Regions from separate parts of the Homo sapiens genome. Here region 2 is linked to region 1. Evidence: read pairs that join two places in POLR2A ChIA-PET (ENCODE). Cell type or tissue: endothelial cell of umbilical vein. All regions are shown on one strand. Region 1 overlaps PLIN2 (perilipin 2). Region 2 overlaps HAUS6 (HAUS augmin like complex subunit 6).

What was found. Peaks named below come from ENCODE experiments on the same cell type or tissue, not always from the same donor. Only the 100,000 strongest peaks of a DNase experiment are listed, where the experiment ranks them.
Region 2: POLR2A ChIA-PET joins it to region 1 with 5 read pairs; 11 of 35 experiments call an interaction of 5 or more read pairs at or near these places.

What each region holds. Positions count from the first base shown.
Region 1 is chr9:19,117,114-19,122,113 of GRCh38, reverse strand. PLIN2 (perilipin 2) reads left to right here. Exons shown (of 8, transcript NM_001122.4): 5 at 949-1,234; 6 at 2,283-2,464; 7 at 3,659-3,793. Among named protein-coding and RNA genes, the nearest start is that of PLIN2, 7.9 kb to the left of the region's middle. In endothelial cell of umbilical vein, no CTCF peak of the experiment used is centred here; a DNase peak (open chromatin) is centred at 2,853; H3K27ac peaks cover 2,156 bases.
Region 2 is chr9:19,064,759-19,069,758 of GRCh38, reverse strand. The region is part of intron 12 of HAUS6 (HAUS augmin like complex subunit 6); the gene reads left to right. Among named protein-coding and RNA genes, the nearest start is that of RRAGA, 18 kb to the right of the region's middle. In endothelial cell of umbilical vein, no CTCF peak of the experiment used is centred here; no DNase peak of the experiment used is centred here.

The sequences.
Region 1 (5,000 bases):
TTTTTGAGACAGAGTCTTGCTCTGTCACCCAGGCTGGAGTGCAGTGGCACAATCTCGGCTCACTGCTGTCTCTTCCTCCTGGGTTCAAGCAATTGTCCTGCTTCAGCCTCCCCAGTAGCTGGGTTCACAGGCACGCCCCGCCACACCCAGCTAATTTTTTTTGTCATTGTTTGTTTGTTTTTGAGACAGAGTTTTGCTCTTGTTGCCCAGGCTGTAGTGTAATGGTGCAATTTTGGCTCACTGCAACCTCCACCTCTGGGGTTCAAGTGATTCTTCTGCCTCAGTCTCCCAAGTAGCTGGGGTTACAGGCATGTGCCACCACGCCCAACTAATTTTTTGTATTTAGTAGAGACGGGGTTTCACCATGTTGGTGAGGCTGGTCTCGAACTCCTAACCTCAGGTGATCCAACCAACTCAGCTTTGCAAAGTGCTGGCATTACAGGCATGAGCCACCATGCCCTGCCATGTATAATAACTGCATACTAATAACACCCCGAGGGCCAGGTATAGTTTGATCTTCAGTTTCCTCTCTGGATTTGTGTGACTTTGGAATAAGCTATATAACTTACCTTCTTTTCTTTTCTTTTTTTTTCTTTTCTCTTCTCTTTTTTTTTTTTTTTTTTTGAGACAGGGTCTTGCTCTGTCACCCAGGCTGAGTGCAGTGGCACAATCACAGCTCACTGCAGCCTTGGCAAACAGACAAATTTCATATCTGTTTACTTCATTTGCTCCTCCTGCAATTCCCAAGGATTGGCAGGTAGGGCAGATATACTTGATAGGGAAATTCAGGCTCATCAACTCTTAGTGACTTGCCCAAGACCTAAAGCTAGAGTGAGAGGACTAGATTCCTTCTTTAACTCTTCAGCTGTGCTGCCTTAGTTAAGACCTTAGGTATGTCCTTGTGCTCATTTTTCTCACCAGCCAGGGGATCTGCTTTTCTACTTACAGATTGTTGCCAATGCCAAAGGCGCTGTGACTGGGGCAAAAGATGCTGTGACGACTACTGTGACTGGGGCCAAGGATTCTGTGGCCAGCACGATCACAGGGGTGATGGACAAGACCAAAGGGGCAGTGACTGGCAGTGTGGAGAAGACCAAGTCTGTGGTCAGTGGCAGCATTAACACAGTCTTGGGGAGTCGGATGATGCAGCTCGTGAGCAGTGGCGTAGAAAATGCACTCACCAAATCAGAGCTGTTGGTAGAACAGTACCTCCCTCTCACTGAGGAAGAACTAGGTAACTGGAATTTTATCTTGAAATACTGTTTTATATTAAATCTTTCTTAAACAGCTTCATTGACATATACTCTCATCTTGAGTCTAAATTTACACAGTTGTGCAAGCATCACTGCAATCCAGTTTCAGAACACTTCTGCTACCCCAAAAGATCCTCATGCCTGTTTGCAGTCAGTCCTTTTTAATTTAATTTAATTTTATAGAGATGGGATCTCACTATGTTGCCCAGGCTGATCTCGAACTCCTGGGCTCAAACGATCCACCTGCCTTGACCTCCCAAAGTTCTGGGATTACAGATGTGAGCAACCACTAATCTTTTTGCCTCTATAGATTTTCCTTCCTAAAGCAATCATAAAGTTCACATTGAATCGTACGTAGTAAGTTTTGAAACCTTAGCAAAAATTGGCCTTGAAAAATATTTTCTGTAAATGGATAGTCTTTAATGGATTGCTTTATAAAATCCTCCTTACAAAGAATCATCATTAGGTAATGTGTGCCAGGTACCATGCCGCTCAAGTTCACTCTAGGCTGGGAGCAATGGTGCATGCATGCCTACAATCCCAGCACTTTGGGAGGCTAAGACAGGCAGATCGCTTGAGTTCAGGAGTTTGAGATTAGCCTGGGCAACATGGCGAAACCCTAAAAAACACAAAAATTAGCTGGGCATGGTGGCTTGTTCCTAGAGTCCTAGCTACTCGGGAGGCTGAGGTGAGAGGATCAGTTGAGCTCGGGAGGTTGAGGCTGCAGTGAGCCAAAATTGTGCCACTGTACTCCAGCCTGGGCAACAAAGCAAGACCTGTTTCCAAAAAAAAAAAAGCAGTTTACTCTAGTGGGAGAAACGTGTAGATGCATGCAGTGTGTATCAGATACAGTAATATGTTCAGGGTAGTCAAGTCCAGCAGCAGACGTGAGCAGTCTTGGAAAAATGACTGCATGATTGCTAAGTGATTGGGTAGAAGTAAGAAAGTCAAGACCCAGGTTAGAGTCCAGGCCTTATCACTTGTCACTGTGATCCCTTAAGTTTTTTTGTCTCTTATTTCTAACTTCAGAAAAAGAAGCAAAAAAAGTTGAAGGATTTGATCTGGTTCAGAAGCCAAGTTATTATGTTAGACTGGGATCCCTGTCTACCAAGCTTCACTCCCGTGCCTACCAGCAGGCTCTCAGCAGGGTTAAAGAAGCTAAGCAAAAAAGCCAACAGACCATTTCTCAGCTCCATTCTACTGTTCACCTGGTGAGTAAAACTTTATTTTAAGGTGTCTGAAGTGGGTTCATTTATCTCTAGGCCCAAGAATTAAATGTAATCACAAAATCCAAGAATTTCATTCTTAGTTGACAAACAACCCAATAGAAAACTGGACAAAGAATATGGAGACAGCTCACAGAAAAAGGAAGTATAACTAGTTGAAATATAGGAAGCAATGCTAATCTCGCTCTGAGGGGTCAAATACTGACATCTCTCTTGTCCTGCCACACGGGAAATGTGGCTGTTGGCAACGGTGTAGAGAAAGAACCACACTTGTGCAGCTCTTGCTCTAAGGGACTGATTCAAGAGACAGTTTTAGTAAAGTTACAAGCATACCTACACTTGGAGCTGTTTTACTTTTTATCTTACAGATGTGTATATTTGTTTAAAGTTGCAAGAGACTATAACAATGCACATCCACTAACAGGACTAATTAAATTGATATATCACAATAGACTACTGTGTAGCCATTAAAGGTTTCCAAGTTAAAGAACAGTATGTACCATTCTGTACTGCCATGAGAAAACCATTTCTTCTTAGAAGGGGAAATAGTGGTTGGCAACAGGGAAGAGGAAGGTCAAATTCCTTTCTGTTTTGTAATGCTAACTTATCCTTTACTCATGTACACATTAAATTTTAGTTGCTGGCTGGGCGTGGTGGCTCATGCCTATAATCCCAGCACTTTAGGAGGGCAAGGTGGTTGGATCACCTGAGGTCAGGAGTTCGAGACCAGTCTGGCCAACAAGGTGAAATCCTGTCTCTACTAAAAATACAAAAATTAGCTGGGCATGGTGGCGTATGCCTGTAATCCCAGCTACTCGGTAGGCTAAGGCACGAGAAGGAGGTTCAGTGAGCTGTGATCGCGCCACTGTACTTCAGCCTGGGTGACAGAGTGACACTCAAAAAAAATTTTTTGTAGTTTTTTAGTTGCTTTACCTGTGCTAAACTGGAAGTAAATGTGGAGTCAGTGATTTAATAGTTAAATAGAGGCAGTAAAGAGCTACTACTGCTTGGTTAATTTACACATATTGATAATAAATAATAATGATAGCAGGAATAGATCTTATTCAACTCCAGGAAATTCTTAGTTTTTATGTTGCCTGATTTACATCATACATCTGCAAACAGGCTAACGTGAATATCTGACTTGTGTGTTCCTTTGTCTTGTTTCAATGTGTCTAGATTGAATTTGCCAGGAAGAATGTGTATAGTGCCAATCAGAAAATTCAGGATGCTCAGGATAAGCTCTACCTCTCATGGGTAGAGTGGAAAAGGAGCATTGGATATGATGATACTGATGAGTCCCACTGTGCTGAGGTAAGATGACTGGGACGGTCATTTGTTGGTTGCTGAAGAAGTTCTTATCAGACTTTTCATTTCAATTTTTCCATACTATGTCTTAGAATACTCTTCTCTATCAAAAGGTTGAACAATACCATGTACATAGGTGGCTAGTTATGTGGCAGAAAAGCAAAACTAGGCAGCGAATAATTTTATCTAACAACCTATGAGTATACATATGCCCCAAGTGAGATACAACTAAATGAGAAACACAGGCCTTGCCCTCATAATGGGTACAGACTAACAGGGGATACAGCCAGCCATGCTGTCCTATTTTGTGCCTTTTTAATGCTCCTTGCAGAAGAGGGCTATCTCATAGGCAGTACACTCAGAGTAGCCAAGTCCGGTTGTTGTTTAACGGCATAAATACAGGTACTATTGGCTGGGCGCGATGGCTCACGCCTGTAATCCCAACACTTTGGGAGGCCGAGGCGGGTAGATCACGAGGTCAGGAGATCGAGACCATCCTGGCCAACATGGTGAAACCCTGTCTCTACTAAAAATACAAAAAATGAGCCAGGCATGGTGGCACGTGCCTGTAGTCCCAGCTACTCGGGCAGCTGAGGCAGGAGAATAGCTTGAACCTGGGAGGCAGAGGTTGCCATGAGCCGAGATCATGCTACTGCACTCCAGCCTGGGCAACAGAGTAAGACTCTGTCTCAAAAAAAAAAAAAAGAAAACATATGGGAAGACTATCTCAGGCAGCCTTGGAGTGGGGGTAGTTGAGTCACATTGCTTTCTGGAAGAGATGAATGGTAAGCTGAGAACTAATGGGTGAATAAACTAGGTGAAAGGGCAATAAGGTGACCAAGGTTCCAGAGGGAAGGCATAGCATCTTGGCTGGGTGCAATGGCTCACACCTGTAATCTCAGCATTTTGGGAGGCCAAGGCAGGCAGATCACTTGAGCCCAGGAATTCAGGACCAGCCTGGGCAACTGTGAAACCCCATCTCTACAAAAAATACAAAAATTAGCAGGGTGTGGTGGTGTGCACCTGTAGTCCTAGTTGCTCGAGAGGCTGAGGTGGGAGGATCACCTAAGCCCGAGAGGTCGGGTCCGCAGTGAGCCATGATTGTGCCAGTGCCCTCCAGCCTGGGCAACAGACTGAGACCCTGTCTCAGAAAGAAAGAAAGAAAAGAAAAGAAAGAAAGAAGAAAGAAAGAAAAAGGAAGGGAAGCAGGGAG
Region 2 (5,000 bases), 52 kb after region 1:
CCAGTTTCCAATCTTATTTACTCTGGGATAGTGCATAATTTTGCCTTTTGTTTTTTTTTGAAATGGAGTCTTGCTCTTGTTTCCTAGGCTGGAGTGCAATGGCACGATTTTGGCTCACTGCAACATCCCCGCCTCCTGGGTTCAAATAGTTCCCCTCCTGGGTTCAGGCTACCTCCTAAGTAGCTGGCATTACAAGCGCCTGCCACCACACTTGGGTAATTTTTGTATTTTTAGTAGAGATGAGGTTTCACCATGTTGGCCAGGCTGGTCTCGAACTCCTGATCTCAGGTGATCTACCCGCCTTGGCCTCCCAAAGTGCTGTGATTACAGATGTGAGCCACCGCACCCGGCCAATTTTGCCCTTTTAACTGGACAATATTTTTCTACCATAGACCCACATTTTCAGAAAAGATCCAACATTTATGATACATGGGCATTTTTTCCTCTTCTATTCTTTATCTAAATATTGAGTTTCATGGGGATTATTTGGAAATTATCTAATGCAAATTTGAGAGTTTTTGCCTTTTTATGTATGTGAACTTTTTTGAAACTAAGTTCAAGTGTTTGGGGGCCTTTGAGATCATCTTGTCCAGATAGTTTTCAGACTACATCCTATAGTGCCATTTGGTGCTGTGGATGTATCTAACATAACCCGTGGCTGGTCCAGCCTTTTCCCACTTTAGCCTTGGGCAACTTGCTCTTTTATATATGTTATATATTGTGGTGTTTGGTAAACTATTCGATAAGAAGAGTTCCATGCTTAAAAAAAAATTGGACAACTTCTGATTTACTATAACCACCAGATTTAACATATGAAAAAACTGGATTTTGTTCTAACTTCCTCCAGTAATATTCCTATTTTCTTTATTGCCTTTTTTTTTCTCTATTATCCCATTTTGGACTAATTACAGATTATATGAGCAAAAAATCTGTGAACTAAATGTATGTAATCCGATTGGGGAACATATTAGTTCTTCATTGAAATTAAACATTATTAAGTAGCAATCAAACACGAAACTTTCCTTTATTAGTTTTTTTTTTTTTAATTGTTTTTTAACCTAAATAGGTGTCTTTCATTACAACTTCCCCAAGTAGATGAGGGACAGATGAAAATAAAATACTTAGGAAAATTATAAAGGAAAATCCTAAATTTTAAATGAAGCACTCATCATTCTATGCCATCTTAGTAAGTTAATAAGCTGTAACACTAACCAGAGTTAAAACTTTTTTTGTAAAATTGAGTTATTGGTAATTGGTTCTGCAGTAATCTAGTTCACAGGCAGTCAGGACTAGTTGTGGAAGAACCATATTTTAGTCTATCTGGATTTGATGTTAATTTTTTGAGTGCCTAAAGAAAAATAATGAAATCTTCTCTGAGGACCTGTAATCTAGTTCACAGGCAGTCAGGACTAGTTGTGGAAGAACCATATTTTAGTCTATCTGGATTTGATGTTAATTTTTTGAGTGCCTAAAGAAAAATAATGAAATCTTCTCTGAGGACCTGGTGTTAAGAGATAGTAAAGTTACTGGCCTACCCATTTTACACTCATATCACAGTTCTTTTTATGGCAGGCTAGGGGAGGGTATGGTTGGTGCTTCCCAAACTCAGTTATGTTTTCGATTTGTCTTCCTTGAGGGAGCAAACTAAATATTTTGATTAAGGTGTTTTGCTGGACTAAAGATTGATAGGGATACTAGATTAATATATATAGCAGATTTTATTCATGAACCCCATTAAACCTCAAGATAACTTTTTTTTTTGGGGGGCCAGGTGCGGTGGCTCATGCCTGTAATCCCAGCACTTTAGGAGGCTGAGGTGGGTGGCTCACCTGAGGTCAGGAGTTCGAGACTAGCCTGACCAACATGGTGAAACCCCGTCTCTACTTAAAATACAAAAAATTAGCTGGGTGTGGTGGCGCATGCTTATAATCCCAACTACTTACTTGGGAGGCTGAGACAGGAGAATTGCTTGAACCCAGGTGGCGGAGGTTGCGGCGAGCCGAGGTTGCACCATTGCACTCCAGCCTGGACAACAAGAGTGAAACTCTATCTGAAAAAGAAAAACAAAATTCTTTTTGAAGAATTTTGTACCAAGATACTATCAGAATTCTGTAAGAGCCAGAAACTCAACCCCTAAGAATTTAGTTCAAATGGAAACTCTTAATATAGGAAAAAGAAGGTCTATTAGATATACTTTGATTTCCACATCTGTCTTCTTCTAAGCTCCTGAATCTTTTAGTTATATTCTGATTATTTTAATTATAGATTTGAAATACTGAAGGGAGGTAGGGGAAGGCCTGGTGGTGAGGGATAAATGGTTAATGGGATATAAAAGATTATCATTGCTAGATATCAGAATAAAACAGAAGGCCTGTGAAAAGCTAAGTTTCTGGGACGTGGAAGTAGTCTGCTCAGAATTCTTCACTGTTAAAGGTATATGTAGTTACATGTTCCATCAGTAATATGTAACATAGGTGGACTGTACTTAATGAAAGAAGATAATACCTTTTTTGCATGTAGTTCAGCAATTACACTATTTTATCTGCAATACATCATCTTTTATCAGTAATAATGTAGTTAACTGGGAAATTCATATGTGGATATGATCAATATAACTATTCAACTAAAAAAGCATGGAAAGAATGTAGTTTTTAGAGAGTGTTATCAGCCCTATCACATGCAGTTGTCATTCATGGATACCAAAAGATATGTAGTCTTTTCCATAAATCTCATTGCTGGCTTTTTTTTTTTTTGAGAAGGGACTTGCTCTGCTACCCAGGCAGGAGTGCAGTGGTGCAGTCATAGCTCACTGCAGCCTTGATCTCCTGGGCTCAAGTGATCCTCCCATCTCAGCTACCCAAGTAGCTAGGAGTGCAGGCATGCACCTCCACACCCAGCTAATTAAATTTTTTTTTTTTTTTTTTTTTTGTAGAGATGAGGTCTCACTATGTTGCCCAGGCTGGTCTCAAACTTCTGAGCTCAGGTGATCCTCCCACCCCGACCTCCCAAAATGCTAGGGTTTCAGACGTGAGCCACCTTGCCTGGCTTCCATTTCTGGTTCTGATCAGAGCGAGAGGCTGCATTATACTTAAAACCAGAATTCAGCAATTGGTGATGCCTTTGCTGTACACTGTGAGCATTAGCATTCTTTGCAATGGCTTTTTGTGTTTGTGTGTGTGGGGGGGAGTTCCATGATATTTCTAACGGTAATGATGCTGTTGTTCTAGACATCTAACTTCTATGTTTTCTCCTATACCACATTTCAAAGATAAGGAGGGCAGTATGATCTTGCATACGTGCCAGCTAAATGTCATTTGTGTTAGAAATTGAATTCTAGTCTCATATCTTTCTCTTTTTATAGTTTCTATTTTTATTTTTCTCCTAATTATTGGTATAACAACAGCAACAAATAAAAATGAGAAATAATTGGTTAAAGTTTTTAAGGAATCACTTGTAACTCCCTCCCCCGCCCCGCCAAGTTCTTATCTAGGCTTTGTATACCACGATATATAAATTTAGCTCTAGCTGGGCATGGTGGCTCATGCCTGTAATCCCAGCACTTTGGGATGCTGAGGCAGGCAGATCACCTGAGGTCAGGAGTTTGAGAACAGCCTGGCCAACATGGTGAAACCCTGTCCCTATTAAAACTACAAAAATTAGCCAGGTGTGGTGGTCGGCACCTGTAATTCCAGCTACTCAGGAGGCTGGGGCAGGAGAAGTGCTTGAACCCAGGAGGCGGAGGTTGCAGTGAGCCAGGATCCCGCCACTGCACTCCAGTGTGGGCGACAGAGTGAGAGTCTGTCTCAAAAAAAAAAAAAAAAAATTTTTGGCTGTGATCAAAGGATGGATACAATCTAAATACAAATTTTAAAATGCAGAATTCTAAAGTACAAAATTTTATTCATTAATTTATTTTTGAGGCGGAGTTTCGTTCCTGTTGCCCAGGCTGGAGTGCAATGGCACGATCTCGGCTCACTGCAACTGCTGCCTCCTGGGTTCAAGCGATTCTCTTGCTTCAGCCTCCCGAGTAGCTGGGATTACAGGCGCCCATGACCACACCTGGCTAATTTTTGTATTTTTAGTAGATATGGGGTTTCATCATGTTGGCGAGGCTGGTCTTCAACTCCTGACCTCAGGTGATCCGCTTGCCTCAGCCTCCCAAAGTGGTGGGATTACAGGCGTGAGCCACCGCGCCCAGCCCAAAATTTTAAAACATTAACATAGTATAAACGGTTGTGATTTTTTTTTGGCTGTCTGTATGTTTAAATAACATATTAACCAATTTTCATTGATAATAGCTTTGTAACACTACATTTATTTGTAGACTTGAATTTTCTCTCAATTTTATTTTTTACTACTATAAAAAGTGTGTTCCTCTTTTTTCTCTCTGTTCTTCCCTTAGGATAAATTTCCACAAGGGGATCACCATCCTTCTGTTTTGTTACAGTGCTAGGATTTCATAGGCCTCAATCTTGGCATGGCAAATGGACGAAGTATAAAGACTGAGCCAGGGCTGCTTTAAACTTGTCTTAGATTATGATGTTAGCAGGTTTAATAGCATGTTGCCAGTTCAGAAATGAGAGAGGGGAGGGTACAGAATGTTTCCATTGTTCTCTGCTATAAGGTTCCACAAGAATCATTCAAATGGAAACACTTGTCACCTATAGAACCCCATTCTCAAGTGGCATTTACTCATCGATTCCATCAATCCATCAAATAGTTAACATGTATGTATTGCACTACCAACCACTGTGTTAGCCTCTGGGAATAGCCTTAGGGAAAGACATAGCCTTTGTCCTTACCTTCTTGTGGTGGTGGCACCTTAGTGGCATTGGTCCATAGATTGCTGGCTCTGTTTCAGGGGGCTTTTTGATAATTTTAATGTTAAGTTTCCCTCAAAATCTAGTAGATGATCAATTCTTTGCCTTTGATATCTGGATTATATTTTGTCAATGCTACGTTGAAGCTTGAGTGATTGCAGTGATTTTGAATTATGTTTG